Regions from separate parts of the Mus musculus genome. Here region 1 is linked to region 2. Evidence: chromatin contacts called from ENCODE POLR2A ChIA-PET data. All regions are on one chromosome and are shown on one strand. The core of a region is the stretch at or near the end of the contact, and the rest is flanking DNA. Distances in the headings are between cores, read along the strand shown. Region 1 holds the start of Polr2i (polymerase (RNA) II (DNA directed) polypeptide I). Region 2 holds the start of Capns1 (calpain, small subunit 1).

What was found. ChIA-PET counts read pairs that join two places held with the same protein, here RNA polymerase II (POLR2A).
Region 1: POLR2A ChIA-PET joins it to region 2 with 31 read pairs in Patski. The contact joins the promoter of Polr2i here to the promoter of Capns1 in region 2. POLR2A ChIA-PET finds 5 or more read pairs at or near these places in 4 of 5 experiments (Patski and embryonic stem cell).

The regions. Positions count from the first base shown.
Region 1 is chr7:30,230,738-30,233,437 of GRCm38, forward strand. Polr2i (polymerase (RNA) II (DNA directed) polypeptide I) reads left to right here and starts at 1,337. Exons shown (of 6, transcript NM_027259.1): 1 at 1,337-1,667; 2 at 1,745-1,799; 3 at 2,013-2,086; 4 at 2,170-2,244; 5 at 2,330-2,381; 6 at 2,548-2,650. The coding sequence starts at 1,609. The coding sequence ends at 2,610. Tbcb (tubulin folding cofactor B) reads right to left here and starts at 1,460. Exons shown (of 6, transcript NM_025548.4): 1 at 843-1,460; 2 at 389-532. The coding sequence starts at 956. Ovol3 (ovo like zinc finger 3) reads right to left here. Exons shown (of 4, transcript NM_001289817.1): 4 at 2,560-2,700.
Region 2 is chr7:30,193,720-30,196,419 of GRCm38, forward strand. It overlaps Capns1 (calpain, small subunit 1), which reads right to left and starts at 1,434. Exons shown (of 11, transcript NM_009795.4): 1 at 1,287-1,434; 2 at 159-382. The coding sequence starts at 367.

The DNA.
Region 1 (2,700 bases), core at 87-2,586, 37 kb after region 2:
AGAGGCCTTCTGTGTTCTTGCTGCTCTCAATCGGGCCAGAACTTGATGGCTCACCTCAGTTCTTTACAGTGTTATACTTTTGTCCTCTCCATGGAACATTCTCTAGATATCAGCTCAAATACCCATTCCTCAAGGAAGCCTCTTCAGATATCCCCAGGTAAAGCCTGGTACCTCTGATGAATTTCCCGTGAGCTCCCTCCCCCTAAGCCAGTTCAGACAACTCTGGTTTGTCACTGTCTACTGAATGTCTGCTTCTGACCAGGCTGAACTGGGGCTTCCATGTGGCTAGAGCCTATACTGGTTATCACACTGGGCAAAACATGGTATTTGTTGAAGAAATAAATTAGTGAATGAATGTGGGGCGGGTCCCGGGAAAGGGTGTCCTCACATGGATGCGACAGCCGTCATCCACAGGATAGGAGCCCAGCAGTGCATCCTCCTGATCCAACTTGCTGTAGAACTTGTCGTCTGCTCCATATAGCTCCAGTTCCATGCAGGAAGCAGGGCTGCCCACCACCAGCTCCAGTTTACACTGCAGTAAAGAGGCAAGATGAGGAGAAAGGCTGTCAGAGGCCTCATCTTCAGACTTTGATCAACAAACAAGTTCCAAAAAGACCCACCTTGGACCAGTTCCTTCTGGACCCGCCCCCTCGGCTCTCTGGAGTGTCTGATTTTTCCCGGGTCCTGCCCCTACTCGGTGGACTCTGTTCTCCGGGGCTCCCAGGCCTGGGAGGCTGGCTGTCAGTCTCTGCAACCTTCCCTCCAGGTTCGCCCACTAGTTTTCAGCCCCCTACTCCCTTTTCTTTGCCCCGCCCCTCCGGACCCCGCCCCCACGGCCACACCTTGAACTCTGCGATGGTGAGGCTACGACTGTATCGCTTCTCCGAACGGAAGCTGTTGAGGGAGCTGCTGATGAAAACCATCACGGTGGGCGCCGATATCCCCGTCACCTCCATCTCGCTGCGCCCCGGAGTGGCCCGCGGTGCGGTTCAGCCGTCTCACACCGGCTCCGCAGTGGCCGCCGCTGCTTCTGGGATATAGGTCCCGCCCCTTGTTCTGGAGCTGACCAATGCAAGTTCTCCACCTAACATGGCCAGCCAATCGCTGCTGTTCTTTCTCCACGGACAGGCGGATTCTCGGGTACGTCCAACCAATCCCGAGAGGCCTTCCGTGCACGGGAAGCAGGAGAGGAGGGCGGGAGGAGGCCGAAGCCGGGAAGAATGGCTGGAGTTGTCCCGGTCCGCCGAGTGTAAGTTCGGCGCATGTGCACTGGCCTTGGGCCAAGAAGAGAGCAGCGGATTCTCTCGTTCACGCTCAGCGCCTTGCGGATGACATCGCGCATCATAGTCCCAGCCCTTGTCCTAGATCCATTCCACTCGGAGTTGGGAAGCAGGTTCCGAAATCGGGAGTGAGTAGCAGAGGGTATCAAAGGATCGACGCAAGCCGTCAGCCAGACATCCATAAAAAAAAAAATAAAAAAAATAAAAAAATAAGGAACCCGCGCATGCGCGCAGCATCGCCCTAGTTTGGTGCAGCTTCGGTGTGCGACCCTTCCCGCGTTCCGTAGCGCGCCCGCGCAAGCGCAGAAGGCTCAGCAGCCCAGTCGCTATGGAACCCGACGGGACGTACGAGCCTGGCTTCGTGGGTATTCGGTTCTGCCAGGAATGGTGAGGCCCGGGCAGTAGGTGTGGGAAGGCAGTGAGGACTGGCTCCAGGGCTGACCTCTGACCTCCCCTCCCCACAGTAATAACATGCTGTACCCCAAGGAGGACAAGGAAAATCGCATTCTGCTGTACGCGGTGAGTACCGGCAACCCTCTCGCCCGCGGGTTCACGCCTTCCCTGCGCGCTCCCTGCTGGCTCCCCCACGCTTTCGCCTCTTGACTACCCCTCAGCACACCCTCTCTCCCATGTTGTCCATGCCCTCCTTGGGAACACCCTGCCTTCCTGTCCAGTCTTGTTGGAGATCTGATCTGTTTGTGACACTCCTCCCACATGCTCTCCCGTCTGCAGTGCCGGAATTGCGATTACCAGCAGGAAGCCGACAACAGCTGCATCTACGTCAACAAAATCACGCACGAAGTGGAGTGAGTGGCGGGACCTCGCTTGGGGCACGGGTCACCTCTTAGGACACCCGGCCTGACCGCTAATTACTTCCCTATGCCTGCAGCGAGCTGACCCAGATCATCGCAGACGTGTCCCAGGACCCCACGTTGCCCCGGACGGAGGACCACCCGTGCCAGAAGTGAGTACGCAGCTGGCATAGGGAAAGAGGAGTGGCTGTGCACAGAGAGGTCTTTCGCGGTTTAGTAACTGAACCATTCCCTCAGGTGTGGCCACAAGGAGGCAGTGTTCTTTCAGTCACACAGTGCCCGAGCTGAGGTGAGTGGCGGCTGGGTGCTTGGGGGGGTAGGGGTGGGGGGGACACGCCAGTTTTGGGTTGATCCTGTTTACTCAAATCAAGATTGGGAAAGTTTCTTTGATCGTTTCTTTTGGTCCTCACACTATCCTCTGGGTCCAGACCCTGACTGAACGTTCTTATTGCTAGGACGCCATGCGCCTGTACTATGTTTGCACTGCCCCACACTGCGGCCACCGCTGGACTGAGTGATCGTTCCTTCTTCCACCTGTAATAAATGCCAGTTTCTACACTAGTGTTTCCCGTGTTTATTTCTCTCGTGGGTAGGGAGCAGCCAGTCTT
Region 2 (2,700 bases), core at 184-2,683:
CTAATCCTGGTACTAAAAAGTGACACCAGCCTCGCTAGAATCCCCTTAGGGCCAGTTTTCCGGTATGGATCAGCCCAGACTAATTAAGAATTCTCAGGTCGGACTCTAAGTGAGTCTTTATTATTTGGCCCGCCCCGCCCCTTCAGGCCCCGCCTTACCTGATGGCGCTAATGACTCCGCCCAGGATGCGCATGGCAGTTCCACCGCCTCCGCCACCTCCTCCCAGTCCCATGCCTCCACCGCCACCGCCGCCGCCGCCAGCAGCTCCGCTGATCAGGCCTCCGAGCACATTCCCCAGGCCCCCGCCCAGACCCCCGCCTCCCCCACCGCCACCGCCGCCCTTCAAGAACGAATTCACCAAGAACATGATCGCAGCTGAGTCCTGTAAAGTAAAAGGGGTGGGTCGGGTAGTGGCCTTGCCAGGAGCCCAGCCCTTCCCGCAAAAAAAAAAAAAAAAAAAAAAAAAAAAGCAAGCATTTCCGGCAACTAGATTGGGGAGGAAACTAAGGCCTCGAGATGGGGACAGAGCCTCTAGCTAGGGGTCTGGACAGGTGATAGGAGATGTGAAACCTCCTAGGGTCTAGAAAGTACCCTGGCCCAGGCTTGACTGCATATATATAGGCATGAGGACAGGGGTACAGCTGGGCGTGCGTGGTAGCGCTCTACTGTAATCCCAGAAATTGGGAGGCTGAGGCTGGAGGACCAGTTCAAGGCCAGCCTCGGCTACAGCGCCTGCCTGCTTTACCCTGTCTTGAGGCAGCGGGAAAACAGGGGATTCTCGTGTAGAAACCCTAAGGTGTGTAAAACCGAACGTGTCTCAGATCCAGGCCTTCCAAAATTAAGCTCAGGGTAGGGATGACCCAGGGCTGACCAGGAAGTTCCTAATGTGGATTAAGACATTCAGATACTCTCGACAGAGGGACTACACTGTCACTACGGGATCTGTGGGCTCCGGCCAAAAATTATGGCTGTGCGCCCGGAGGATCCTGGATAACGGAGTTCTTCCCACCGCAAATGGGAACCACGATCTCGGATTGTGGTTCTAGACGCCCAAAATAATTTCCGGGTATCTCTCTGATCTTTGGGCTTATATTTTTTGGTCGTCAGATCCGGGATGGTAAGGAGTGTTCTGGAGGGGCTGACAGGCCCGATGGTTCGAATCTGAGAACACCGGTCCTAGGACCCCCCAAGGGCCAAGACTTTAGGGTCTCGCCAGATCTGAGGACTACGGATTCCGGATCTACAGGGTGCAGGGGTGCTGGACTGGAGTGTCCCGTCTCACTTACGGATCCGGCGGTCCGCGGTCTTGCTCGCCTGCTGCAGGGCCTCCGCTGTGTCCGGTTCGGGAGGGCGGGGCCGGTGACTCAGGCAGCTACTCCGGGTTAGACCCTGCCGCCACCCAGCCGTCGTCTGCGCGGTCCTAGAGCCTCCATTGCAGACTGCGCCTGCGCGGGAGGGTTATGGTTGCAAGTCTCTGCTTAGCTCATCCGTCCCCATACACACACTGCTGGAAATTCAACGCTGTCCAGATTAAATAGCTTTGAGTACGAATAAATTATTCTAACGCCCAGGTACTGGAGCCTCCAGGAACTAGATACAGGGTACCCGGTCACCGTTGCAGTATATAGTTGCAAAAAAGGACTTCAGTTGTCATTCATTCATTCATTCATTGTGCACTTTGAGACAGAGGTTTGTTAAACATCCTCTAAATGATGACCTAAAGCCCTAGCTAACCTCGAACTTGAAACAATCCTCCTGCTTCTGTTTCCCGAATGCTAGGAATCTACATCTTAAGTTTACCATCAGTTTGTGCCTCTCACCCAGGTCGCTGTTGGGCTTCTAGTCTGGCTGTCTGGCCACTCCCTAGGAACTATATAAACCTCGGTTTGAGTCTTTATTGCTCATCCCTAAAACAGTGACCTGGTGTCTCTGAGTAATGACCTCCTCATGTGTAAGGCGGGAACATAGCCAGGCGTGATGACACACACCTGTAAAACCAGCACTGGGAGGTGAGGGCAGGCAGCCATTCTCAGTACATAACAAGTTTGTGACCGGCTTGGGCTACATGAGACCCTAGAGGACACTAGGGTAAGCCCCTATCAGAATTAAGTGATAAATACATAGTAAATGGCAGCTCTTCTGTTAGTCCCTATGTCGCCATGTTGTTCCCTCAGCTGGGAGCTCACCTGGTTCCCTTAGCTCGTTTACTCTTGCTCATCCTTAAACAACATCGACAAATACCTGCCGGTCCCTAAATACTCTCCACTCACTAGGTTGTGTGTCCTCGAAGCAGGCCTGTGGGATAGGTCTGTTATTGTCCCCATTCTATGTATAAGTAAACTGAGGTTAAACAACCAGTCTGCTTTACCTGTTCAAAGAATCTCCGATAACTTAATATGATAATCAGTCAAATAAGATCTCAGCAGACAAGACCGTAATTGCACTAACGCCACCTAAGGGCTTGCTGGGACCAGGCCAGGTAATCATTGCTCAAACCTGTGTGTGTGTGTGTGTGTGTGTGTGTGTGTGTGTGTGTGTGTGTGTGTGTGAAGCAAGATTTAACCTGTCGAAACCGGAAACTCTAAAAGGCGGGAGCACAGAGGGTGGCGACCCAGGCCTAAGCCTTAGCGGATAAATCATTTGGTGATGACTAATGTGGATTCCCTCTCTGCCACACCCCTCCCTGCCACACTGAGCAGT